7 separate regions of the Homo sapiens genome follow, and regions 1, 2, 3, 4, 5 and 7 are each linked to region 6. Evidence: chromatin loops called from intact Hi-C (ENCODE). Cell type or tissue: heart right ventricle. All regions are shown on one strand. Region 1 has its middle 370 kb from the start of ESRRG. Region 2 has its middle 300 kb from the start of GPATCH2. Region 3 has its middle 92 kb from the start of ESRRG. Region 4 has its middle 220 kb from the start of ESRRG. Region 5 has its middle 360 kb from the start of ESRRG. Region 6 overlaps LOC124904512 (a long non-coding RNA gene). Region 7 has its middle 170 kb from the start of ESRRG.

Region 1 (4,000 bases), 340 kb after region 6:
TCTCAGGTTGGTTAACTCATTTTGACAACATCAAATCTGCTGGACAGGAAAAAAAAAAAAGAGAGAGAACCCTGAAACCACTCCTCAATCCCATTTTTCTGTCTTTTTCTCTAAGACATTTCCGACTCTTTTTCTCTCGCCTGCTGCTTCTGAATTTGGGCATTTTCCAAACACACTCCCCTATTTGGTCTTTGGGCAGTGTGAGAAACAAATGAGAGTTTCTCTTCAAAACTAGACCAAGTCATTCAGCTGCTCTGAAACATACTTCACAACATCCGCAGGTCTCTTGATCTTGACTTAAAGTATTAGGCAGGAGTGTTTTGAAAGTAGTAGGAGGTCATATGGACCTAACAGCTTCTCTTAACCCACATGCTGAGAATTTCTTTTTTTCCTGTCTTTTTTTTTTTTTTTTTTTTTTTTTTTTGAGAGAGAGAGAGAGAGTGCTATTTTCAACATTGCCCTCTGGTTTATGTTAGTGAAATCATTTGCTTTCTGTGTGTGTCTGTGTCTTATTGCATGGCCACTGGTTCTGGTACTACAACACAAACATAGCAAACGTGCTTCCCTAACATAAGCAGACCCATGTGGCAATTCACAACATAACCGAGACAAGCACAATAAATAAACACATACATAATCATTCCACAGCACTGAGGCAGGCGGGGGTTTCTACAGGCCCTTCCGGACTCTTCCAGAATTGCTCATTAAGATTCTGAAAGGGGGAGAGGGTGCAGCTTGGAAAAGGTTGCCGGAAGGGAAAAGAAAGGGAGGAGGGGAGCTTTGCCCTCTGTGTCTTTCTGTCTCTGAGACTCTCCCATCACCAAACAAGGGGTGCAGGGGTCTATCCTGCAGAGGCTCTAACAGACTTGAGGGGTAGAAGGAGGTAGATGGTTTAAAATAGTTAAATGATGATCGGGTGACCTCCGTGCAACTTCAGCGACTCCCTCGGGAAGGTGAAAGGGTTGGGGAGAGAGAAGGGAGGGAAAGCAGCGTAGAGGACAGGAGGGAGACACCTAGGACTACAGCAGCAGCAATCACCAGAAGGATTTTCCAGCCCATGACAGCAGTCCTCAACTCCTGGCACCACCCTCTCCCCCAACGACCCCTGCTCCATATCCCCTCACCCTAACCCCTCCCCTCCCAGCGCCCTAACTCTGCCCTCACTCTTTGCCACTTTACCAAGCACTGAAGTCTCTATCCAGGAAGGGGGATGGGAGGGGTGTTTAAAGAACAAATCTAATTGCAATTAGAATTCATCTGTGTCTCCAGCACACACGCTCACAGTTTTGCAGTCATGGTAAGGCAAGTCTACAAGAGGTGGGCAGTACTTATGGTTGTGTTATTCAGGGAGGGGTTGCTTTTTTTTTTTTTTTCCAAGAGACTATAAGCAAGTGAAGGGGGAAGGGGGTAGCAATCTAGATTTCAACCAGGACTGCAAATAAAGAATGCCCCAGATGCAAATGTCTGTCTCCAGATGTTGATGATAAGGATTTGGACCAGTTACCTTGGCAGGGTCAGAACTGCAGCAGGTTAATCAGGTGAGTCGTCGGGGATTTTAAAGAAGCCGAAGCCGGTTTCTTTGGCTATGAAAGTCTACAAAACCCCCATGCAGGAACATTGCACATCTTACACACGCCTCCTTTAACTGGGCTCCCGCGACCTCGGCAGGCGAGGGGGTGCTGGCCGGCCCTCCGGTGGCAAGGGCACGGCCCCCCGCTCTGCCCCCGCGGGCGCGGGGCCGGCCTGGCACCCGGGGTCCGCGTCCCGAGCGGCTGTGCACTCACCGAGCCGGGCTGCGAGGGGCAGAGGGGCGCCCACGGCTAGCCGGAGCGCCAAGGCGCCTCCCTTTTCTCTTGGTAGCGTCGGTCCGCACTCCCTGTGACCCAGGACGTCATGATGCCTGTCTGTTTTCTCAATGATAACTTGGCAGAAGAAGAGAGAGGCTGCCAGGTTCTCCTCGGGTGGTTACGTGGTATGTGCACGATTCTGTTTGCATGCGTTTCTCTTTTTAAAAATAAATATCTATATTTTTCTAAAAAAAATTCCCGGCACTGTCATGATTTGATTGCATTATTGCGTTTGCATAATTGACGCCTCTGGGTGTGTATATATGTGTGCATATGCGTGTGATTTTTTTCCCCTTTAAATCCTGCTGCTCCTGCCGCCGCCGCAGCCGCTGCAAACGGAAAGCAAGCATGCGTTCATCTTTTGTCTTTCATTTTACCTTCAGGGTGACATTCAGTGCCAACTGCTCCCTTTTGACCGTCACCAATCCCCGCCTGGGCAAAATAAATTTGAAAAACGTGGGGGGAGGGGAAGGAAGAGCCCCCTCAGCCCGAATGCTGGGGTTTCCATTCCTACGGCTAGGGATCCCAAACCTACCCAACCCACCTCCCAACCCTGAAAAACCATTTTCCCTTCTACCCACCGGGCCCAGGCAGAGAATCGGCACCAAGACAGCGAGGAGCATCCACCCAGGGCCAGACACTCATGTTCGCGGCTCGCACTTGCTGACTTGCATCTCTCAGTTGCATTCCCGGTGTGTAGGCCTCTCACAACTGGAGCTATTTTTGTCTCCCAGAGATGTTCTTTAAAGCCTTTTAAAAATGGGGAGGGGTCAGGGAAGAAAGAGCGAGAGACAAATAGAGAGAAAGGGACCCAGAGAGAAGCCCAAACCCCTAGTTGAGAAACTCGACTGACACATCATAAAATTTGGGGGGCTCCGGGCATCTGGCCCACCAGGGGAGTCTGGAAGGGCAAGAAGGATAACTAGATTTTATTTAACTCATTCTACAACAGCAGGAAAACTTTTTTTTAATACAAAGATGTTATTGCTAATTATGCACTGTATCTGTTATTTTTATAATTATGCTCAGAATCAGTAGGAGTGGTCTCAAGAACAATCCTTAACGTTTACTTCTGCAAATATGAGAATGCATTTTTAGCCGGTGTGGCCACATGGCAGGTAAAGCACAGATTACTTCTTTTTCTAATATTTGTGTTATTTGTACATTGTCTGGTACCTTTTATGTAGCTTCTCTTAATCATAATGTTGTGTATATTACCCAACATGTGGCATATTCCTGATAAATAAGTATCTAGCACCAGGTTTGGCAAATGCTTTGCTCTGCTTTATCAATAATTATCCATTTGGAGTAACAACATTTGTTTAGGAATTTTTATTTTCACCGAGCCTGTAGTTGGCCTTTGTCACCATCATGTATTGGTGGAGTCACTGTTCCTACTAATTCCAAATTCCTAAAAGATGACAGCAGAGGCCGAGGTTGCAAAAAATTAAGCACAAGGAGAGTTTTGAATCTGAAAAGCACAGCCGATTGAGAGAAAAACTTTTGAATTCATCCATAATAATCTGCAGCTGCTCGAAGGTTTAAAAATAGTTTACCTATTTGAGAGGTCGGATAAGTTTAATGAAAACAGCAAGTAACTTACTAGATCTTTTCCCTTTAGAGTCACAGTCCAAGAATCATTCGCAAATTCCACAGGGAAGATATTGTAATTATGCAGAGACCAGATGATCTGAATTGGAGAAACTAGACTAAGAGGGTCTGAGGACTATTGACTGATGGCCAGATCCCAAAACTTGGCCTATGTCTCTCCACCTTGAAAATTGGACATAGCTTCTCTGGCTCACTTTGCTTATCTGTCCCTTTGGCATGCCAGAAGGATGAATTGGTGCAGTCTTGTCGGGTGCTTAGATGTTACCAGAGGCATAGATGTTTCCAAAGAGGGCAAAGGCCTATTGAGAACTCAAGGAGGGATTACTATAGGCGTTATTGGTAACTTTCCAGTAACTATCCAAGAGGTACTCGTTAATATTCAATCTACCATCCTGGTTCTCCAGCTTTTTTACTTATTAACCTTGGAATTGGACCTTTAAAGACTCACCACAAAGCGAAAGAACCATAACAATTTGACTAACTTTAATCCTCTGAAATCCAATTTTGTTTTGTTCTTTTCAGACAAATGTCTTCCATGCTGT
Region 2 (4,000 bases), 580 kb after region 6:
CTTGTTTTATTTTTGCATTTTCAGGACCTACAAATTAGCATATAGCAAAATTCTATCTTGGGGGAAAATGTAATTGGTCAATTCATAAAACGGAGAATTCACAGCAGAAAAACAATAAGTTTCTATGGGATGAGAACAAGAAGGAAATCTCCTGAATTTCATCTTAAGTCCATATTCCCAGGCAGACAGTAACATTCACTCTTTCAGGCCTGGCTCAGTGCCAAGCTCCACAAGTACTAGATGTCTCTCTGAGTGTTTTCAGGACAAAGAACTTGGAAATGAAACAGGCTGAGGGTATCTTGTTCTTAGAGTAAGGAAGAGAGAACCAAGAAGGATGATGCATTGTAGATAGCTCTTTGTCTTCAGGGAACCTTCAACTCCTCCCAAACCAGGTATAGCTATGCTTTTCCAAAGGCTCTTAATGTAGGAGCTCTGTGACCAAAAGCCTTTGACACATTGTTCTACTGGGCAGTGAGAGTGACATCAGGTGGATGCAGGAGTGAATGAAACAGCCAAGTTACTTTGGTGCTGTGGTGGAAGATTATCATTTTGTGAAACTTTCTTCGGGTTTAAAGAGTTGTATTTAGGGTTTGGGTGTTTGGTTCTGTTCCCGGCCCCTGTTCTCTCATCTACATACTTAACGATCTATTTGCACAGGAATTTTAGTTATCTTTGCATAGGGTGGGCCATATTCTAAACTTGGATATTCTGGTGTCTTTGTGGAAACTGGGAAAGGGGATATGTTTAAGGGATTCATAGCATGTAAAGTTGAGTTTGACGAATATTTCTGGAGCACCTACTATGTGCCAGGTTATGTATTGAGGATTTAAAGATAGTTCTTACACTCTAGAAGTTCACTGTCTAATTTAGTGAGAAAGAGAACAAATGCAGCTGGGCACAGAGAAGAGGGATCTGAACTTATCCCACACCTGAGTTGAGTCTTGTTGGAATAACAGCATAACAAAAGCGTGGAAATGAATAACAGCATCAAAGGTGCAGATAAAGATTCCAGGACCATGGGAACAGCAGATTGAGATTTAGTTGGGTTGCTGCATTGGTCTAAGTTTTCTCTTCTGCAAGATAACAGGGTAGATTCCAATCTTGACTTTCTCTGAGCACATTTCCTGTGAAGAGAGTAAATTTGGAGGGAAATTTACCTGAGAGGATCACTCAGGTCTAAATGCCTCCAATGACGTTTGATTATTTTGTTTTTTAAGAGCGATGTCATAGCTTCATTTAAAGATCCCACTATTACAATATACCAAAGAATTTAGACCTTTGAATCTATTCAAACTCGTAATGAAAGACTTTTTAAAATGGTGGTAAAATATATACTTCAGCATTTTTAAAAGTTGTGGTAAAATATGCCTTTTAGCCATTTTTAATTGTACAGTTAGTGGCATTAAGTACAATTAATTGGCATCGTGCAACCATCACCACCATTCATCTCCCCCAAGCCCCTGGTAACCTGCCCTTGCTTTTCATCATTAAACTGTTTTGCTTTTCTGTAAGAAGTCCCAGGCTGCTTTGCCACAGCATGACATAGATAGAATTCTACAAGAGAGTAGAGCAATCAAAAGGAGGCGCTCCTGACAGAGGACGGCGTTCAGGTTTTTGGTTCTAGCCACACTGCTCATCAACTGTGAATTTGGAGGCCTCATCTCGAGTTTCTGCTCCCAACCTAGGGCATAGACCCCACCAGGGAGGCTGGAGCTCCCCCTAGAGTTTCGTGTCTCCATTGCAACAATTTGGGCCCAAAATAACAAATACCAAGCAAAAAGCTTGAAGGGGTGGTGGAGACAGAGGGAAAAGGAGGGACACAATTTGAGAGCCACTGGGGAGCTGCTAAGTACAAGCTGTCCATGCCTCTGAAATAGCACTTCCTCCCTTCCTCTCCCCTCATACACTGGATTGCGTTTCATAATCCTGCCAACACTTAAATCCCTTTTGCTTCCTAGACTGTCCAGTGTAATTGATAATGCTGATGCTTTAGTAAGCAAGGCTGTTCTTCAAGTCAGTTTGGAACTAATGTTTCAGCAAGGGGCCACTGTGTTCCCAGGGATGGAAGAAATCAAATGAAATGTAACACTCAGGCCCTGACCACCTCTGGTCCCAAAGGCTTGCTTGGAACTTCTCACAGGATAGAAGCCTTCCTGTTTCTGCATTAATCTTTGTTTGCTGGCCAAGTTCCAACTCAGGTAATTACATTCTCCCTTACCCAAATCCTCCCTTGGCAGATTTAGTCCTTTCGTATGTCTTCTTGTGGTCTTTAGTTTTTGTGGCATATTGCTCTTGACACAGCATTTTTCTGAAGAGATTCTACCTTTCAATGAGAAGGCAGAGATGGGTGGGCCCACTGGCATTGCATTTTATCTGCAAAAGAATTATACAACGAAGTAAAGGTGGGAAAGCAGCAATGACCAGAGAGCCCTAAAGAATGAAAGAGCACATGAGATCCCCCGATCCCTTCTCCTCCCTTAGGTAGGTGCATCATTAAACTACTGATGTTATTTATTTACTTCTTGTTATAAAGGCTGCATAACCCTCTAGAGTTAGATAGCCAGTTTCATCACTCTTCTGGCACAAAACTTATTTTCAAATGAAACCCTTACTGCTTGGGTGTTGCTAAACCATCCTATGTTTCTTGTGTTGGTTTGGCAGATGGTTTATTGTTCAGTTCCCCAGGGTTAATATCTAGGTTTAGTTTGGGGATAAAGTGATTATGCAGATTTTTAGGTTGTTATTTGGATTCAAAAATCACTAAAATATGCCAGAAATTTCTTAGTAATTATATTGTAAGTACTACCTTCCCCTGAAGATGTGATTAAGTACATGAAGTACTTCAACTCATGAGGGATTTATCGAATACCCGTGTCACCTTCCACCTAGATGACCTTGGAGAAGTTAACTAACAATTTTGTGCTTCAATTTTCTCGGTTTGCATATTGATTAAGTATAATTACTTCATAAGATTATTGTGATGATTAAATGAGAGTGCACAGAAATCCATTATTAGTATTATATTAAGCAGATATTTTGGAATAGATCTAGAAAATAATGAAATAATCAAGAAATCTTTTCAAGAAGATAAGGATACCAAGATGACTAAGCAATGGTTCCTGTCCTCAATATGCTTATGGTATAATGAAAGTGCCATAAATTCTTCATTGCTGTAATCCCAAAACCTAAATTTATGTCTAGCATTCCCAGTGAGTGGCCAATAAATACGTATTGATAGAATAAATATACGAAGGATGTAAACATAAATATACAGAAGAGAAATTTCCAATGAGGGACGTTGAGGATGGCTTCATAGAGAAGTTTGCACTTGATCTGAATCTTGAAAAATGGGTATGATTTCGATAGACAGTGAAGGAAGTTAAAGGTATTCAAGTAACTTACTGGAACTGTGTTTCCTAATCTTCTCTGGGTCATAGCACATAAAGAGAATGATAATATTTATATAGGACACTGACCAAAGGCAGTTGGCCACAGGTTCCCACCAAAGCTGAACAAACTTTGTTGCTCTGAAGGCTGAAGGAATAAGTATTTTGGGCATATACATAATTAATTTGCATCTTACAATTTGGGAACCTCTATATTGGAAGATAATTCCCAAGAAAACAAGGATCTTGCATATCTTGGTCAACTTTGTATCCCCTATGCTTAAGATAGTCCCTGGTATGTGTTAGTTGAATGAGAGCAGAGAGGAAAGCATGAGCAAACACTTAGAGTTGGCCTGTAAAAGGCATGGGTGGGGCCATGGAAGTACAGGATGCACAAGAAAATGTAGAGTCTGGAAAGACAGGCTGGAGGCAGATCTAGGAAGCTTTTGAATGCTGTGCCTGATTGGCCTTGATTCAGTAAGGCATGGGTTCCATCAAAGACTTTGGTACAGGGTGCTTTTAATGGGGAAGATTATTTTGGGGGATGATACAATGGAGAGAAAAAAACACTGGAAGAAAAAAGTCAAGAAGGTAGATATTTCATTGTCTGGATG
Region 3 (4,000 bases), 65 kb after region 6:
TAATAATATTCAGGAATCTCGTTATACTTGTAATATTATGGAACTTAGTTATAATGGGTCATGGAGTATGTCCCAACTCAGAGGATATCGAATCTGTATAATACAGATTTATAACTAGTATCTATTTTAATTCTACATAGGTTGGGTGATAGGGTGGCAAGAACATATATTTTTTTGAAGCCAGAAAATTAAGATTCAATTCTTCGCTTGACCAATGGTGAGCAATGTTTGGAAGTCATTTAAGTCCATCTGTGGCTTGTCTGTAAAGTGGTGAAATAGTAAAACCTGCCTTTTTCAGGGATGTCATAGTGAAGCTCAGACAGGTGGATATGCATGAAAGTGATCATAAGTGCCTGCACACTATACACACATAATTGTTATTCTTCTTTCCCTAGATTTGTACTACAAAGTCCTGCTTATGTCGGGGGGACATCACTCAGAAAACACACTCATTCCCCTAGGAAAGAATTCTTACCACTCTTGTGAATTTGAGGAATAGTATCTCAGTTGCATTAACTGGTGTTTATTAATGTATTATGAGCCTCTGCTGTGGCATCTGATTCACAATAAAGAGATTAAGCATGCTAATTTGTCATTTATTTTCCAATGCCTGCTTTCCTGCCTGCAGCACCACTAATATCCCAGGAGCTCCTCAACCCAATTATTTCCCATTTTGCATTACTGCTGAAAGTAGTGCTAATGTGCCCAAAAGGCTTAAGTCCTTGGTCATGGGAAAAAAAAAAATGATGCTTCTCTCCCCACCACAATGCTATTGTCATTTGCTGAGAAGAAACACCCCTGGACCACTGGGCCATATCTAGTAATCAAACCAAATTAGCAGCCTGACTGCACTGTGGACATGAGCAGCAGACCTGTGCTTATTTAGTATTTATTTTTGGGGTGGAAGAGAATTCCATCTGTAGAATGAAATTCACAACCTACAGGGAGTTGAATTATACGATGGTTATATAAACAGTTTTGTTTGCTTGTTTGGGGAATTGCTGGTCAAAATCACTCAAATAACTGGTGAACTCAACTTTTTCATCTCAAAAAATTAATAAGCAGTTGTTTAGCCAAATCCAAATATTAACTTGCAAACTAATTTGTGAATACAGACACAACTCATTATTAATAGAAGCAGCATAAAGATTTCTCATTTTCTATGCTTTTAAATCCAGCCTTATAAATGTTTTTTAACCTAACCATGTAATATTTCTGCTACCTTCCTCAGTCTTTCACTTTGAAATGCGCTTTTTGCTCATCCCAGGAGTTTCTGTATTGCTTGAGGCAAAATACTCCAGCACACCTTCACAACTATAAACTGTAAACATTTCTCTGCCTTTTTCTGTCCAAGGCTCAGAGCCCGTTTAAATGTCGGTGGATAGTTTCAGAAACATACTAGACTCCACAGTTGCCAAAAATAATTATTGTCAAAACTTGCCAATTTCCCCAAGAACGTAAAACTTATATTTTTAAAATTTGATAATTTTAGCTGTGAGGAGATACTGATTGAAAACAGATTGTTATTTATTTCAAAGATGTTCAGCACCAAAGATGAGATGCAGCAGATTAAGTTAATCTCTATGAGGTTATTTCTTACCATTATTTTCTTAAATCCTCCCCTCACTTTAATCAAGAATAGGAATGTTAAGGGCTTGACGCAGGGAAGAAGCATAGATTAGCGGTTAGCATAATAGCATGAAAGCCAGGAAATGTGAAATCTATTCTGGGCCAAGTGGTCTTAGGTGAGCACATTATTTACAGCCTCAGTTTCTCCATATATAAAACCAAAAGCATTGCACACACTGAAAATGAGAGCTTCACTGTGCTGACATTGTTCAGTGCTGACTATGTGCCAGGCACCATGCTCAGGGCTTTAAAAGGATTACCTTGTACAATGTTAGTATCTACTTCTTAGTAGATAATATTATCATCCAAAGTTTACAAATAAGGTAACTGAGGTACAGAGACATTAAGTAAATGGCCACACAGCTGGGAGCCAACTGAGGAGGCTGAGCTCTAACCCACAGACAACACTGCCCTCTAAATTGTTGGTTTGGCATTATCTGGAAGGGCTTTGTGGAGTGGGATATGCTACACACCTAATCCAGAAAATTTCCAGAATAGTGGCCCAGATTTTTCTCTCTCCTTTTGGGGCTCTGTGCCACCTGCCCTGGGAAAAAGACCACCCGGGCTCAGGCCTCCCTGGCTTGGCTGCACCTGGTAGCCCCCACATACTGCAGTTGCGACACAACAGTGCTTTATCTGCCAACTGAACCCGAGACATTTGTGTTCGGTTCAGCGCAGCTGGTGGAGGGAGGCTCAGATTTCCGCCGCACTGAACACAATGAAGCAGCCCTGTCACAGGACCATTACGAAAGCACATGCTCCCTGGCTAATTTTTGTAGCATAAGGGTGTAGACTATTTAAAACTATTCCCCGCCCCCAGCTCTTAAATGCCTGCCTAGGAGTCAAGTTCATCCAGGGGTCTATTGGCCATATGTTATTTGGTGTCACTTGTTTTTCTGCATATTGGGGAACACACACACACACAGGAAGTGGCTTCCAGAGGAAAATGTTTATGATTGCTGGCAGCCTGGATACCAAATGGCTCACATGCAAAGTGTAAAGGAACAACGCTGCAGCTCCTCTGCTCAAACCTGGTGTCTGTAGGAAAAGCCAACTTGAACTTGACTTGCACAGATGCTAAAGAAATACCTCTTTCACTACCAGCATTCATCGTGGGTCATCAGAGTTAACTCGCCGAAATGGGAGCAAAGGTTTAAAGGTCTTATCACATCACATCCTGGAGTACTGTATGGAACATGGTTTCAAAATATATCACATTCATGGGTGTTCATTACAAACCGTGGTCATTTAATAACACATCTCATAATTGTGGACTTAATAGGAGCTATTAAAAATGATAAGTATGTGAGGTAATACACATGTTAATTAGCTCAATTTAACCATCCCACAATGTACACATATTTCAAAACATGTTGTGCCCAATAAATATATACAATTTTTATTTGTCAATTTAAAAAAAAGAGCCACTGATCTTCACATTCCATGATGTTGGTTAAACAGTGAATACTAACATAATGCCTTTTGTGGCTAGGCCAAAAGCAAATAAGCATTAAGCTACAGTAAAAGAATCACACTCTAAGAAACACACCCGAGTACTTTAACATATCTGGAATAGAGTTGCAAATGGTGCATGCCTAAGTTTCCTGAAATTCAAGAGTTTTGACATGCAGTTGCTAGATCAATATTTGCACATTTAAAAGATCTAAACTGAGTTAAGAGATGCTTTGTATCCACTAAAATCTCATTGAAGGGAAGAGAAATAAACGAATCATACATACGACTTTTAAGATGTTTTGAAACAAGTCCCCCTAAAAAGAAGGCTTTCAAAGAAGGCAAACATTGAAGATTTGCTAATAAAGAAAAATATCTTCCCAAATAAGTGATTCAAACAATGTGGGGCATCTATCACGGTTTCATTATCCTACTCAAGGTTTAGAGAAAACATTCCTTAAACTTTCAGTAACCAGATATTCTCATTAGAAAACACTGACCGCCTTCTTTCAAATATCACAACCAAATTTAAACAATTTTGTAGGAAAGCATCAAAGAGTGCAAACCATTGTTATTAAAGAAAGAAAATGATAAAAAAAAAAAAACACAGGTTTTGTGGGTCAATATGGAGCAGACTTTCTTAAAAGGCGAAATATTTTGGCAAAACTTACCCTAAACACACATTCAAATAATGTCTGGAAGTTGTGAAAAGACCCTAGGAAATGAACTCTTCTCCTTTCTACAAATATTGAGAAAAGAGCTACCAGATGCAAATGAACTGCTGAACTCAATCTGTGGTCTTAAAAATGTATTTCAATAGAATAGCCAATGTATCATCTGAGTATGAAAAAGATGTACCATAATAGCATTCTGAAAAATGAATTAGGAACACATTGTCATCAACTCCAGGAAAAATAAT
Region 4 (4,000 bases), 190 kb after region 6:
CTGGTGTAGGATGGTATCTCACTGAGGTTTTGACTTGTATTTCCCTGATAATTAGTGATGTTGAGCATTTTTTCATATGTTTGTTGGTCACTTGTGTGTCTTCTTTTGAGATATGTCTGTTTATGTTCTTAGCCCAATTTTTAATGGGGCCATTTGTTTTTTTCTTGTTCAGTTGTTCAAGTTCCTTGTAGTTTCTGGACATTAGTCCTTTGTAGTATGCATAGTTTACAAATATTTTCTCCCATTCTGTAGGTTGTCTCTCTTTTGATAGTTCTTTTGCTGTGGAGAAGCTCTTTAGTTTAATTAGGTCTCAGTTATCAATTTTTGTTTTTGAATAACCAGTTTTAAAATGTAGACTGACACACAACTCACAACTGTTTTGTAAGCTGATGATTGCCTATCCTATGCCCAACTAATTATTAAGATTGGGCATATAAACTTATTACAAAAAAAAATACAGGATTAAGAACCATCAAGTGCAGTTGCCTGGATTTTGCATTGCAAGATTCCCAGGGTGTACTTTTCACATGCATTACAACGTGAATGATCTGCCCTACCATGGTTGTGTAGTATGAGAGAGGAAGAGAAAGCCTCTGGATTCTCTTTCCTATCCCAGAGAATATTTTTAAAACAAATATAGATAACTAAATTACCAGTATCCCTTCACTCACAAAGTCAGTGACCCCAAGGCAAGAGGACTTACACCATCCCTACCATCACCCTCTACCATCACCAGCAGCTGCCTCTGCATTGTTGCAGGAACCTTCTTAGAAGGGGAATTGCCTCTCTAAATACAGAGCAAGAAAGATCTGTTCTTCAGGTCTCAAACAGGTTCTAAGAATAGATATTCCAATAAAAGGAGAAGCCACTTGGCACATAATATTCCTGAAACATGGTAGCATGACAGTGGAACTCAACCATTCACCCAGCTGTCCTTGGGGAAAAACACATTTTGAATTCCAAAACCTTAGGAGTATATCTTACTGTGAGGGTTTACCTGTAATCTACTTACTACACACACATACAAAAGCCTGAACAGCATATACTCTCAAAAAGTGAATGGATAGCAGAAGTAAAGATTTTTAAAAGGGGAAACACACATATTTCCTTTAGTCATTCTGAAGATAACCCTAGCGTACAGCCAGGAAAAGATAAACAGAAGAAATTCCTCAGCTTTCTAGATCCCCTACCATACGTTATTCATGGGGGTTTGATTATTTGAAGATTTTTTTTCAGGATTTCAATAAAGGCAATCAGGCAGGATTATCTTGGGCAGGCACAGGATATACAAGCAAGCTACTGGATGCTGGGGAGATGTAGGGCAAAGACAACTTCAGCTCCCCCCTGCCAGGAAACTTGCTCTATTAAGAGATAAAATGTCATGATATAATCTATGTGATGCATCTTTTGAAAAGAAAAGTGCCTCAAAGATTATGAAATAGTTTTGAGAGTGGAAAATAATCCATCAATTTAGATACAGCTTTTTCAGTGATGGGTACAATGTAAGGCTCCCTCCAGTTAAACTGAGGTCAAGCATATAATTCCAGATTTAGATCTCCCGATATTTGCCACTCTATATTTAGTCTTCACAAATTCAATAATATTGGCTACTTTCTGATGCAAACTCTGACGGAGGAAGCTTTTCTGTGAGGACAAAATATTTTTAAAATAAGAGATTTCTTCATTAAGTTGGCCAAGATCCTTGAGTCTAGCACTTTGCCAATCATTTTCCTTCCACTTTAACGCTGGAAACATGGAAAGTTAGAAAGGAAAAGGAAGGGAAATAAATAAGAGAAGAAGACATAAATGAAAAATTAAGAGAAAAGAAATATGATGGAAAGAAACAGGAAGGTTAATAAAGAAGGAGCACATGATCTCCATTCATTCAAAGTCAGAATACTATTAATGCACCCAAAATCAAATGCAGTGCAAGTTCTTCTTGGTTTATCATCCCTTTCCCTGGAGAATGAAAGAAGGCTATGTTGATGAAGATCTTGGTGGTAATGCACTCCAAAGCCTTCATTTTACCAGTAAGGAAAGGGAAGTCCTGTAAGGCAAAGTGACTTACAAAGTCATGACTAGAAGCCAGAATCACAATAGACCAGTCTAATGTTCTACCAACCATATCTGCCTGAAAGTGGTAATGGCTTTTCCAAGTCTTAGACAATTGCTAATGACACCAAGAGTGAGGTAAAATGGAGATGCTTTTCTCTCTCTGGGGGAATAACAGAGATCAACTCACAGTATTAGAACCTACAGGAACGGCTGGGCAAGGCTGCAGCTGACCCAGCTTCCAGGGTAATTTGACAGTTGGAGAATAACACACTGCAAATTTAGAGGGACAAGCTCTAAGCCCAGGTTTTTCATAATTCCAACAAACCGTCTCCAGTGGTTATTATGACATAACACTTCTGATGATTAATTAAAAGCTCTTCATTAGATCAGTCAGCTTATAATTAATAGCTCCCCCTATCTTTAATAAATAGAATGATGTGAAATAAATGAGAGCGATACCAAGGATTAGCTAAAGCCTAAACCCAAATGAAAGCACCCTCTGCTCTCAACCAAGGAGGCAAAGAAACAAAAGGGGAGGGAAAAGTGGGTTTTGTTAAACAAAGATGAGAAGAGAGAGTGCTGAGGAGGGGAATGTGGGAAGGAAGGAGGCATTTGCTCAATCAGTACCTATTTTCAGAATTTCCTTCAAGCTGGCTTGAACTGAGAGCCATCAATTATTTAAAAGATGTAACATGATGCTTCCTTTGTTGAGGCAAATCTGCAAGCAGACCCCGAGAGAAAATAAAAAATGAATTAGGCAGAATTTATTAGTGTGCTTGAAGAAAACAAAGATTTAGCTATTGGAACTGACTCTTTTAGAAATGGTTCAATTTTGTCTCCTAAAATCCACAAATCTTTCTTCCCCTCTCTATACCTATTTATTTATTATTTTCTACAGTAGATCACACAAAAAGAGGAATGAATCATTTTGCAAACTTCTCCTTTCTTTTCAGATTCAGCTTGATGTACTGTCTTCATTTAAATTACAAATACGCTAATCTGAAACACTGTTTACCAAGTAGCATTTTAAATGAAAAATACAAGAAATTGCATCATTCACATTTAAAAAATGACTTTAGACTCTGCACCTCATAAAAAAGAGCCGACAGTGTTCTCTGCCTTGGCTGCTGTATTTCAGTCCAGTGAATGAAATTCAATTAGTGGGCTTTGTACTTAGGACATTATGATTCTGATGGTTGGTCTGATCAAAACTGGTGTGCCAAGCCTCAGTTCTGTTTTTTTGGCAGACCACAGTTAAGGAAAAATTCAATAGAGATGGTTGGCAGGAGAAAAGTTAGTTTCAGAGGAGCTTACTTTTCACCATCATAAGGAAATATGGGAGGAGGAGAGCTGCTCCCTGGAACAGCTCATTATTTACTAAATGAATGAATTAACTTTTTGAGAAACCTCAGTACCTAAGTCTGTCATTACCAGTTTTAGTACTTTCCAAAAATAGCAATTGACGTAAAATAAACCAGTACTAACTAGAACCAAGAAATCAGAGATCTAATTCATCTTTAGGTTTTGATCAGCCTCAGCTTGTGTTCCAAATGAATTGTAGAGAGACCACAGTCTTCATGATGCTATCAGAACCCTCCCAAGTAAAACCAAGCAACAGGCACCTCATAGGAAATTCCAAGCCTTTACAGTGAAGACTCAGAGTAATCATCGGTTCGAGAGGTGCTATTTATCTTTAACACTTCTGAAAACAAACCCACACACAACAAAATAAACTGGGCTGCAGCATAGGCCCTCGCATGTCTTGACCAGCTATCTGGACCACTACACCATGATTCAGGAACACCACACCCACATCTGCATGGATCAAACAGAATGGAAAGAGCAAATCAAACTGATCATTACATGGGTCTGATTCTTTGGCCAGCAAAAGCTGACAAGTAATAGTGAAAATTTCCAAAGGATATACAGCCATTGGTCTACTAAT
Region 5 (4,000 bases), 330 kb after region 6:
CACAGAGTGGGACCTGCCAAGTTTGTGGAGATACCTACTTGGGTTGGTTGGAAATAGGTAAGGGGGGAAGAAGGGGGAGAAAATAAAGACTTTCCCTTTAAAACTGAACAGAAGCTGATACCAAATCACATGACCTTTTACCGTAATTTCTATTAAAATCATTTCATGTCTGGTTGCCTCTGCTCTCCTGGCTCATTTGTATTGTTTACAACAAGTCATTGCACTGGCAGTTAGTGGTGGCTGAATCCATGGTTACCCGTTTTTACATTCACTAGTTAAATGGAATGCAGCTCTGCTGTGGGTTTCAGGGAGCAAGCTCTTAAGAAACCACAATCCAGCTATCAATCAGACTAATCTGAGAGAAATTAATCTCATAAACATAAGTATTGTTGCATATTAAAAATTGATAGAAAGGGGGCATGGGCTTTTATTGGTTGGAGTTAATTGGAGTTATGAAAGTGGACAAGCCGAGATTTGACTTAGAGCCTTAGAGTGTTCAGTCTGTGGTCTCCATCTGACAGCCATTCACATTGTGCACCTAAAAAGCTTTCAAGGGTAATACGACCACCCTTGAAAACAAATCCACCACTTTCCAAAATTCTGTGAGCATTTACTGACCTGAATGTTCTTAGAATCTAGGTAGTGGCTAAATACAGGTTTAACCAGACTGCAATCCTAGCGAAGTAACTTAAACAGATATATACAAGACAGTAAAACACCAAACAGACAGCACTGGGTAGGATTCAATTAAGACAAAACCTCAGTGGAATGCTCTTTACGAGTAAATTAAAACTGCAAACTAATATGTTTTGAGAGCAAGAACAGTACAAATTCATTCTTTTGTCCATGAATTTATGTGGTTAATTCTTTAAAAACATTCCCCAAAGCTAACTTGTTTCTCAAGATGGACATGACCAACAATTACAATTCCTAATAAAAATTTAGAAGTTTTATAGTTTAATGCCCACAGTAATTGTCCCACAAGTCACATCTAAATGCTAAATGAGAACAGCAAATAGTTAAAGCTAACATATTACAACCCCATCTACTGCAAAGTCACTGTATCAGAAGCTAGAATTGATTTGTTTCCTCAGAACAAATTGAAAATGAATGTAACATAACGTCGGAAAAATCCCTCCTGCACTGCTAATCGGATATTGTATAATGGTTGATTGCAGCTTTGCCCTGTACTATTGCTGCCTAAATCATACATACTTACACGTTCTGGGTTCTTCCAAGAGTTTGGTGCAGTTTCAAGGACAAATGTCTTAAGGAAGCCTCTCTACTGTGCAGCAGGGAGCCTGGCTCGGATCTGATGACAAGAGCACAGTGCTAAATCTGACAACAGAGAAGGAAACTTCCTGTGTGAAGAGGAGATCTTGGAAAGTCTCAGGGTTAAAAAGGCTGCTTTAAATGTGCTGGTTGATTTGCTCCCTGGTTGTGTATACACAGTAGCAGCTGATCTGTATTTGCAGCCCTGCAGAAAGGAACCTTTACTGAAAACCAATGGCATCACATTTCAGCAGAGCTGGTGCCAAGTGCTGGAGAGCAGAGCAACCTTTGACAACTTCACACAATTCACCCCAGCAGACTCACCACAGGTCAGAAAGGAATGTGGAAAGTATCTCCCCACCAGGTTTCATCTCAGGTATGTTAGCGCAGTCCCTGGGAAACCACACACTGTTACTGGCTGGATTCTGACAACAGTGTAAGGTATTCTCGGGACTTATACGTAGTTCCTGTCTCTGCTGTCCTGACCTACAGTGTACTATATTTTAACAGAAGCTTTAAAATGAATCAGGATTTTTTAAAATGCATTTCCCTCTGCTTCTTATAGAAACCTTTGTATGTAAGGTTCCTCTGTTTTTCCTCAGAAATAAACTGAGGACAAAATAATGTAAGATCGGGTAGTCTGGTATCAACCTCTGCATTCTGTCTCCCAATGCAGAGGCTGGAGTTTTAACATTACTGTGTTGTCAGGGGCCATTTTAGTATTGTTCTTTAGAAACTGGGGATGGCTGCAAAACTTCACTCCAACAGAACCAACTGTTGTAATGAGCTATAGAGATGTTAGGAACAGACAAGCAATGAAGAACATGAAATATTCCACTGTTTAGCAGTGGAATCACCTTCTTTATTATCATCCTTAACATAGAAGAGAGTGAAAATTCTAGACCTTACCAACTGTAGTAGTGAAAGTTAAGACAGAGTAAGAGACAGAGAAAAAGAGAGAGACAGAGACAGAAGGTAAGGGCGGCTGCTAGTGGCAGTAACAAATTTAATTCAAGTCATTGGTTAACCACTTCATTAACTGTGAGTTCCTCACTGTCCTTCCTTTCTCTTCTGTCTCTATGACAAGTCCAGGTTATGGTATATTATATGGTATTTTTCACTATTGTGCTTTTTATTTCAAAGGCCAGAAATCAGAACTGACAGTTTAACAAAAGACCATGTTAAATGTGTCAGGTAGCACGGGAGAATGTTCCCTTACTTATCTGAAAGCCAGCCCAGGAGCTGCCTGGGCAATTGGTGAATTATCCAAGGTGTTTGCTTTTCATTTTGGCCACACTATTGTTTAGGAATAATGATAATTCCCTTACATCTGAGAGTCCACATAATGTAATGAATAGACTCTGGGCTCTGGTGCCAAGTAGATCTAACTTCCTATCTCTACCACTTTCTACCTACATGAGGTTGGAGTTTGCTTAAAAATCTCCGAACTTCTGTTTCCTCATCTGTGAAATGGAGACACTATAACTACCATACACAATTTTTTGTGAAGTTTTAAAGAATAACACATGTCAAGGGCTTACCACAGCGCCTGGCACGCATGCATTTACAAACATTTACTGAGCCTCCTCTCAGAGCCAGGCACAGTGCCAGACACTGGGGGCACAAAGTCAATTAAGACATGGTCTCTACCCTCAAGTGCAGTTCCACAAGTGTTACATATTTCCTCCTTCCCTCCCATAATTTGTGCAGTCTCTGTTTAAATGCTCTGTTTCATTTGATCCTTCCAACAGTCCTATGAGATAGATGAAGCTACACCCAGTTTACTAATGGGAAAACTTTGGCTTGAAAGTGAGGGTCACACAGCTGGTAAATTGCAGCCTAAACATCAATCCAAGCTTTCTGATTCTGTCAAGTTCTCTTTAAGATATATATAAATATATATGAATTGACCACATAGCATTCATATTTTGCATTATTAGATATTATACTTGCTATCTTCACAGTGTCACGTATACATATAATGCACTTCCCTGCAGGTAGCATACGTCCCTTAAAGAGAGGTACTATATGTTAAAATTACTTTATATTCTCAAACAGGCTTAGCATGATGTTAAAGATATTACCTGTTTAATAAATTTTCCTAAATTGAAAAAAACTCAAGTTGGGTCAATTTTACTACCCAAAATCGTCCTCACAGAAAGCTGGAATCCTTCAATAAATGATGGTTTGGAGGTTATATGTGGCCTTCCAGTGCTCATGCTGTCTATGTCATTACTTCCAACTCATTATATACATGTCAAAGTTCTTAACACTGACTCATCATCAAACTCCCTGAAGATTGTTTTCTTCATTTGTTTAGCACGTATCCCGTACACTGTAGCCCTGATGAATTCTGGTAAAAGTGATTAAATATTTACTTTTTAATTCAAGCCTGACCCGAAGACATCTCTTGATTTCTGGGTCCACTCCAGTTTCTAGTGTTTTTTTGTTTGTTTGTTTGTTTGTTTGTTTTGTTTTTTTGGTTTTTTTTTTTTTTTTTTTTTTTTGAGACAGAGTCTCGCTCTGTTGCCCAGGCTGGAGTGCAGTGGCGCCATCTTGGCTCACTGCAAGCTTCGCCTCCCGGGTTCACACCATTCTCCTGCCTCAGCCTCCCTAGTAGCTGGGACTACAGGCGCCCGCCATCATGACCAGTTAATTTTTTGTATTTTTAGTGGAGACGGGGTTTCACCGTGTTAGCCAGGATGGTCTCAATCTCCTGACCTCGTGA
Region 6 (4,000 bases):
TTGTCAATGTATAGCCTAGATCCACACTTGCTCAGAACAGGTTACAAGTATCACACTAGTTAATCCATGCTACCCAGACGGAATGGAAATGGACATTTTGTGGCACCAGAATGCCTAGCTACTCTAATCTGTCTGGGACCCCATTTTTTTAATGCAGTAGTAGCAGAATAAGAAAAACATACAAGAAAGTCAAATGTTTTCCCAACTGCAGAAGCAAACACTTTGCCAGAAATTCCAAATAATTTAAAATGTGGCCTTGCTTTCTCTCCCTCTCTCTCTCTCCCTTTTACTATCAGTACCAAGCCAAGAGTCTAAATATTAATAGAACTATTTATACAGGCTGTTGTCCACCTTAATGCAGATTTTTCAAATTTCTTCTGCAACTTGCTGTATCTGAACACACAGAAACCTCTTATTTCTCTTGTGTTTGCTCAAGTTACACAAGTAAGTTCATGAACATTTTGCCAATACACAAATTCTGATTTTTTTGTGGGGAATATAAGTCATCCCTGTGTTTATAAAGTGACAGAATCTGGAAGGATGTTGTCAGGCCAGCCAACTTTTTCAAACTCACTTAAATCAAGTGCTGTTATTGAGGCAGACGACGCACAGAAAGCAAGTTCACATCTGAGTGCAGTGGTTGTCTCCATCTAGAAATAATCTCAAAACATGGTATGTGAGTGTGGTCTCCTTGGGGGCACCACATACCCTTATAGACAGGCACAGAGCTGGGGAGGGGCCCATCCATTTGAGTCTATGCTTATGGGGTGGCAATCTTCAGTTGCCTACGGTCGACGTAGAAAGACAACACCTGCTTAAATCAAATCTCTCATCCATCCCTTTTAATTTGTCATGGCTCCATGCTCTTTATTCCAGTCCATTCTCTTTCTAGCACTATAAGGAGCAGGGAGAGCAGGCAAGAGACCCAGCAGCAGCCTGTTTGCTGGGAACTTGCACAGTTAAGGTGTCTAAATATTTTTTTTTTTGCACTGTTATGCCATCACTTAAGGATCAATTAACTGGTCTCTGTGGCAAACTGCTGTTCAGTGACTGGTGCCATCCAGTGCGCTGGGCAAACTGACACCAATGACCAATGCTCCCCATGGTTTGTCGTGTCTCTCAGGTTCCCTAAGACCATACCGACGGCACCTGTTAAAGCTGCTTCTGCTAAGCTGTTCTGCATTTGTCTGGCTGGATTTGGACTTCCTGGATCTCTGACTGAATACAAAGTGATTAGAGAGCCCAGTGTTTGGCAACAAGCGCGATAGGGAATACGCTGTGTGTGGGTCCACAGGAGCACAATGTTCTTCATAACCCCATGCAGGGAGCGCCCTGCTAGATTCCCTGTGCTGTGGAGATCAAAATGGTCTCTTTTGTCGTCAGCTGTTTAACAGCAGCTGTTTAATGTAATTCCAAATGATTTGCTTGAATGAAGTTGTCATTCCTGCAGTAATCTTTAATTTGGTAAAACACATAGCTGAGCAATGCTATTTTTAATATTATTTTAGCTTTAAAAAAGTTTCCAGTCCCCATATTTTCCATGATGATGACAGATCGAAATCATTACTGGGAAGTATAATTACGCAAAGGAGAAAACTAGATATTAATATCAGCATTTTTCTACCTAAGTTAGTCAAATGCTAATTGGCAAATAGAGGTTTATCAAAACAAACAAAAAATAAGTATAATGAAGTTAACAGAAGAATTTTTGCATCATAAACTTTATCCCCATCTATCACTAAATGTAAATTGCACCTTTTTTCTGAGGAATATGTCTTATGTTAATAAACTCAAATAGCTAGTCTAGGAAAAACATTTTAAAGATTTCATGTTTTAAGCATTTGGACAATAGTGCTCAAACATTACAAAGAGGACCACAAATGAATCAACCAACCTTCCTTCCTTCCTTTCTTCGTTCCTCCCTCCCTTCCTTCAGCTTTATTGATTATCATCCATTGCAGTTTGTAGAGAAGTCTGTTTACAAGGCAAAAAATGCCTGGCCTGTGTTCTCAGGCAATTCTGCAGTTCTCCTGTGAACAATAGAGGGCACTGATGCTTCTAATCTGGCAGACATCGCCTCGGAGAGAACAAAATCACTCTTCTACTTGTGGCTTGCCTTCCAGCTAGCCAACCTCTCAGTACCACATTCCATTTGTGATAGACTTTCTCTCTCCTAAGAAAGCTACCTCTTTTCTTTCTCTATTAGTTGATATTCTATGTCCAGTTTTCAAAGCTCTGCATTAAAAAGCTGTTCTTCAGTTAATAGTTTGTGGTCTTTTAAAAAAATATCTCCTGGCTTTTCTGATTATGAATGGCTGTTCTTAAAGCATATCTTCTTACCTTACTGATCTTCTTTCTAACCCTATTTAAATACAATTCATTCAGAGATGATGCTACTTGCTAGGATCTTGGCTTAAAAATGAAAACTCTATAGGCTAGGACCCTTTATAAATATATGTCCTGACAACCTACTGTCCAGTGGCATGTATTTATCAAATGTCACAAATTAATACATTGATAGGCACCAGGCCACCACCCGAAGAAGAACATACTGTGATACAGTTCTTCACTAAAGAGAGTTATTTACCTTTTTTTAAAAAAAAACTCAAAGCCATAACAATTTAAACTGTTTCACTTGAATCAAATGAGATGCATCATCCATTTCCCTGATGTGCTTTCAGTAAAGAAGAAAAGGCTTCATAAGAAATACCTTAGGAGAGTGCTCTGTGTTTAACCATTTTCTCACCATAAAAGTTAAAATCACCTAATCAGAAAACACCCTATCATTTTATACTGAATGGTTCATAAGAACATAAAATTCCATTTAGCACTGCTACCCGCTCTCATCATCTACCCTTTTAAAATGCTTACCCATCTTTCTCATTGCTATTCAAAGAAACAGATTTATTTCTCACCCTGGAGTTGGGAATTTTGGCATGCCAGATTGAAAATGTACCCAACACCAAGTAGTGGATGGGTTATTCTTAGTCTCCTTACACGCTTAAGAGAAAATGGGGCAGTGTATGTCTCTAAATCAAGTGAAGTTCTTTGGAAACTATGACTTCAGCTATAGCTAGATTAGTGAGGCTGTTGTCATATTAGAGAAAGAACTGGGATCATGAACAATAGAAATGCTAGTCACAGCAAAAGAGATGAAGGGACAAAATCTTAGGGACTGTGAGAAGAGGTTGCAGAATTATTACCATATTCATCATACTTCTGATTTATTTTAACTTTGGTTATGGAAATTAGAGAAATTCCTCCAGTGCCTTTTTGATGTCTCTGAGCAACCACTGACATTTGGTGGGGGGTATTTTGCCTCAGCCCAGCTGTGCAAACCCCTTTCATCATTTCTCTCCTGTCCCTTTCATCTGCCCTTTCACTGCCTGCCCCTCCACTCCCTTTATTCTTTTCCCTTTTTTTCCTCCCTGCTTAGGCATCAGGGCCTGGGAGCCACCAGTAGACCCAAAAGACACAAGATGGCTAGAATAGTTCCTGTTTCTTCCCTGATAAAGTCAAGGGAAAAGGCCTCCCTAGATAACCTGTCCCTTCGCTTCTTTCCTCAAGGTTTACAAAATAAAAATCAGAATCATTGGTGATAACCTTTCTTGTGTTTTAGACTGTTTATCGTATTAGATGGAAGAATATTCAGCTGATATATATATTTTTTTCTTTTTGGAAGAAGCTATTTCCATGCTGTGGCTGAGCTCTCTGGCAGCCAACAGCGCCTTTGATTAGAAGGCTACTTCATAAATTACAAACCACCAGAGTGAGAGTCATTATGTAGAATGGGCTCTGCCATCTGGTCGTCCACTCTCTACACGATAAAGGCCATCATCCTTGCTCTGTGGCTTGGTTACTTCAAGGCGTCCTTAGCCACAGCACTGAAAGAAAATAGATGTTTTCATTCTAAGCTCACTTGGCCTTTTAAACCTAGAATATTCAAGCACTTGGAAGGGCTATTATTCCCATTTAACAGATTGGGAAACTGAGATGTAAA
Region 7 (4,000 bases), 140 kb after region 6:
TGGCAAGCTGATCTATGGCAATGAACACAGCACTGTCCTCACATACTTTAACAGCACTCAGCTATTACAGCAATTACAGCTAGCACATCTGAATTATTTAATCGTCCTCTCCACCACCCGCCCTGCTTGGCACCTCTAGAACCAGAATAAAAGCCCAACTCCTCCCCTCACTCTTTGCGTTCTTAATATATGATGGCCAACCTTGCCTTGTTTTAAGGCGATTTTCTTCAGATAAAGGTTACCGTGATCAGTCATTAACCATATCCAGTTTCTGCCCACAAGAATAAAGTCCAAATTCCTTAGCTGCACATTTAAGACTACTCACAATCTGGTCCTAAGCTACCCTTCCAAACTTAGGTTCAGTGATTCCTTTTGATATGTACCAAACTCAACAAACTATTTGCTATTCGTTGAAACAAAACAAATATGGGACCGGCTTCCAAGCTTTTGTTCATGGAGTCCTTGCTGCCTAGAATGCTCCTCCATCCATTCTGTTTCCTTTAACAGCATGTATTGAGCAAACATTCTGCCAGGCAATATCACAGACAATGGAAATCTATTGGTGGCCAAATACACACAGTTCCTGAATGGAGGGAGCTTACAATTTACTCAACATCTACACCATCCTTTGAGGTTCAGCAAGAATTACTCCATTCTATATCAGATAAGACTGAAATTCCAGTGTCTAATGTAGTGCCAGGGCCCCATGAGGCACACAGGAATAAATAGGAGCTTTAAGGATATAAATAAAATGAACTTTAAAGATAAATCATGAAATAATTATGTTGCTATTAAAGAAATATTCAGCCCTCCATTCATCCAGTTGTCTATGTCATTTGTCCTAGACACAGTGTCTGGCAAGCAGTAAGCCATCAATACATCTTCATTTAATTGTAAACAGGAAAGGACATATTTCCTTCCTTCAAGGAGCTTAAAATCTTATAGAAATGTATAAGATGTAAACACACAGGCAAGAAATACATACTAAAGTATGTATTTCTACATACATATTTCTAAGTATGTAGAAGTACATACTAAAAAGCTTATTGGAAAAACAATGTTGGCAAGGAAAATGACATGCTGCAAAGTAAAATAAATGTAAACTTTGTTTAGTGACTGCTCCTAAAAGGTACATTTGAAGGAAGGCTGCTTCATGATTACTAAGGGAATCGAATGCACCAAACTACAGGAATCAAAACTAATTCAAACTTATTTTCTAAATGCAATGTAATGTTTGATTCAGTTAAAAGAGATGATATGATTTGGAATTGAGTCAAAACAACACATTATTCAATGATTCTGGAAAGGTTTTTTCCAAAATGCATGTTGGCTTCAGTGTGTGGAAATGTTGACCTCCTGACCTGGAACAGAGGCAAGTGATTTTCATTGTGTTTATACTGTGGATTTTTCTCATCTCTAATCCCGGTTTGCCAAATTGAGTATTCTGCCCCGATTATAACCTATGTTCTGCTTGACTGTGGATCATCCTGCAAAAGCTATAACTATGGGTCAGATCAGGAAACTATGACCTGGTAGTGAATTTCATTTCACAGACTCGGGAGCCAAAATGTACACAGTCTTAAAAAAATAGATGCCTTAAAGCCAATGCTCAATTTCTCTTTTAAAGGTCTTTGGTCATAACTCCCTGAGTCAGGTAATTTGTCCTGCAAATATTCTGAAAGAGTCAGAATCAACGAGACAAACGCAAAATGAACTACACCAGCCAGGTCCTATGGTAGCTGGAGTGAATCATCTATATTTACACAGCCCCTCAATCAAATGCTTGGGTAGAGTAGCTGTGTTTATTTCTCTTGGTGGCATCTAATCTCTTTATTAAGTTCGTTGTCTTTACAGAGGAACTAGCAGGCTATAACTTAAAGGCTCTCCTCCTTCCCTCCTAGCTGAAAATCTTATTTTTAGAAAGAACAAAAGACGAGGGAGCTGGGGACTCGGGAAAGAGGCAGTATGGGGAGGGAGGAGGAAGAGAGCGATTACTTGCCAAACCAGCACATGTTCACCAGAGAACACGGTCAAGTGGTCAGGAGCAGCACTGATGTTAATTAGCAATGAAATGAGGAATGAACCAGCATTAGCCCCTAGACTAATCAATGGGAAAATCACTCCAAGCAGCAGCTTAATGAAGTAGTATACAGCTGTTTATTTTTAGTCTGTTCTATCCTGATTCCTCCCCCATCCACGTTAATTTTTTTTAAAAAGATTTAAACTTGCTAAAATATATTTCTTTTCAAGTCTAGTACAGCTCTGATTTATGTATCTCCATTATAATTCCCTATAATTGCTGTTTTTCAATTTGTGTGGACAAACCATGCAAATTGGGCTGGGGGGCGGATAAACCCTTGCACCATGCCAGAAATATGCTTTTTTCTTTTTCCCATCTTTAGATAGACATCCATATTAGTTTTATTTTCTAAAACATCACTGCATTTCCTTGAAGTGTAAAACAGAGCTAATTTTTTAATAAGTGCACTGTGAATGAAATACTGTTGACAGCAAATAAGACCCTGTCGCCATTCCTTTCATGTGTGAGGAAAATTACTTAGAAAATTTTTGCTTGTTTCTTACTTTTAAAAATATGACTGTCATCCATCTAAGAGCAAACTCATAAAACCTATTAATTAAGACCTATTGATCACTGGGATTTATTGATAGAAGGCACATCATGACATATATGGGGATCCAAAACTAAAGGGCCAATTAGGGTGAAAAAATCTTTTTCATTTTATCAGGATGGTGGAAAAACAGGGTAGTCAGTTTAAATAGAGTCTCTCTTTGAGAATTTTTTCTTCAGCTCTAATTGGAAGATAAAATTTTCCTCTGAAGGATACAAATGTTCTTCTACCTTAGCAAGTTCCAATAAACTAAAGGGACTTATCAAATGTCCAAATATTATTCACAACTCTGGAAACAGTCTTAGAGTCAACTTTTCCTTCTAATGATGGAGATGTTAGTGAAAGCACATTCACTAGCTATAGTCCGACTGACCTGAATGAAAATGTGAGTTACAGGACAAGGGAGGGCAAGGAAAAGAAATAAAAGGGACCCAAAAAGAGCTCTTATCTTGTGCCTGTTTTTATTTTCTCCTTCCCTTTTTCTTTTTAATAACTTAACAAGTGGCAGCATTCCCCCATCATACAGAATAATTAGTGTTTGCAGTGAGTTCAAATGGAAATCAGAACTTAACCATAAAAGACACAAAAATAGGTTTCCTTGCTTTCTCTTTAACTAGAGATTCAAAATCCAAAGTAAAATATCAGGTTTCTCCTTGTACTCATTCGTCTACCAAGTCCAAGTGTAAACACTGACTTTATTTATACCAAGGGTAAGAGTATACAAATGATTGATTTCTTACATTACATCACGACAAATGACATATACACAAATTCTCTCCCAAATAAAGTTTATGCAAACCTTTACTCATATCTGGAAAAAAATAGGCTAAAATTTTAGCAGATCGATGCTAAGGGTCATTGCTATTAATTGGGAGGAAAGAAGAACTACTCATGTTACTGGAAACATCTTCTGATACTTGGCCTGAGCATCGTGATTCAGGGCCATTGCAATTTTTCAGTCATATTTTCCATAGAATAAAGTATCTTGAGAAAACAAAAACACAAACATAAAAGCAAACCCACTGCTAAATGCAAACCTGGGAAACAACAGCACTCAGGTAATCCCCTTTATAGGCTGATTTGATAGCTCACGGAAATCGAAACAAAACACCAGTACTAGAACACCAACAGCTGGTTGGGAAATTGCCACAGATTGTTAGGGGGAGCTGCAAACTAGAGATAGGCAATGAAAAGGTTAGAAATGATAGTTAAAAAAAGACAAATTACTCCAAAGACCATATTCTTTAAATCGCTGAAGCAAAACATGTTTATTCGATTTGTTTGTATGCCTATTACAGAAATGCTACTTTGGGATTCTAGGAACCCAGTCTGTCAATTTTTCAGTTTCTGCACTTTCATGGTTGATTAGA

What was found. A loop is a pair of places that touch in the nucleus more often than their neighbours do. Peaks named below come from ENCODE experiments on the same cell type or tissue, not always from the same donor. Only the 100,000 strongest peaks of a DNase experiment are listed, where the experiment ranks them.
Region 1: it touches region 6 in a loop (2.9-fold over the local background); 22 of 110 quality-filtered maps call a loop at or near these places.
Region 2: a loop joins it to region 6, with 4 times the contacts of the local background. A loop is called at or near these places in 21 of 110 quality-filtered maps.
Region 3: it touches region 6 in a loop (2.4-fold over the local background); 7 of 110 quality-filtered maps call a loop at or near these places.
Region 4: it touches region 6 in a loop (2.4-fold over the local background); 3 of 110 quality-filtered maps call a loop at or near these places.
Region 5: a loop joins it to region 6, with 5 times the contacts of the local background. A loop is called at or near these places in 22 of 110 quality-filtered maps.
Region 7: a loop joins it to region 6, with 2.6 times the contacts of the local background. A loop is called at or near these places in 5 of 110 quality-filtered maps.

Annotation. Positions count from the first base shown.
Region 1 is chr1:217,088,003-217,092,002 of GRCh38, forward strand. It overlaps a transcript of ESRRG not described here. Among named protein-coding and RNA genes, the nearest start is that of ESRRG, 370 kb to the left of the region's middle. RefSeq lists a silencer at 1,392-1,592. In heart right ventricle, no CTCF peak of the experiment used is centred here; a DNase peak (open chromatin) is centred at 1,852; H3K4me3 peaks cover 3,690 bases; H3K27ac peaks cover 3,697 bases; H3K27me3 peaks cover 344 bases.
Region 2 is chr1:217,332,415-217,336,414 of GRCh38, forward strand. No RefSeq gene overlaps it. Among named protein-coding and RNA genes, the nearest start is that of GPATCH2, 300 kb to the right of the region's middle. In heart right ventricle, a CTCF peak has its summit at 1,696; a DNase peak (open chromatin) is centred at 212.
Region 3 is chr1:216,813,387-216,817,386 of GRCh38, forward strand. It overlaps a transcript of ESRRG not described here. Among named protein-coding and RNA genes, the nearest start is that of ESRRG, 92 kb to the left of the region's middle. In heart right ventricle, no CTCF peak of the experiment used is centred here; a DNase peak (open chromatin) is centred at 2,355; H3K27ac peaks cover 2,067 bases.
Region 4 is chr1:216,942,609-216,946,608 of GRCh38, forward strand. It overlaps a transcript of ESRRG not described here. Among named protein-coding and RNA genes, the nearest start is that of ESRRG, 220 kb to the left of the region's middle. In heart right ventricle, no CTCF peak of the experiment used is centred here; no DNase peak of the experiment used is centred here.
Region 5 is chr1:217,076,917-217,080,916 of GRCh38, forward strand. It overlaps a transcript of ESRRG not described here. Among named protein-coding and RNA genes, the nearest start is that of ESRRG, 360 kb to the left of the region's middle. In heart right ventricle, no CTCF peak of the experiment used is centred here; a DNase peak (open chromatin) is centred at 1,543; H3K4me3 peaks cover 2,771 bases; H3K27ac peaks cover 2,548 bases.
Region 6 is chr1:216,748,173-216,752,172 of GRCh38, forward strand. All of the region lies in intron 1 of LOC124904512 (a long non-coding RNA gene), which reads right to left. It also overlaps a transcript of ESRRG not described here. Among named protein-coding and RNA genes, the nearest start is that of ESRRG, 27 kb to the left of the region's middle. In heart right ventricle, a CTCF peak has its summit at 2,044 (motif pointing right); no DNase peak of the experiment used is centred here; H3K27ac peaks cover 571 bases.
Region 7 is chr1:216,892,704-216,896,703 of GRCh38, forward strand. It overlaps a transcript of ESRRG not described here. Among named protein-coding and RNA genes, the nearest start is that of ESRRG, 170 kb to the left of the region's middle. In heart right ventricle, no CTCF peak of the experiment used is centred here; no DNase peak of the experiment used is centred here.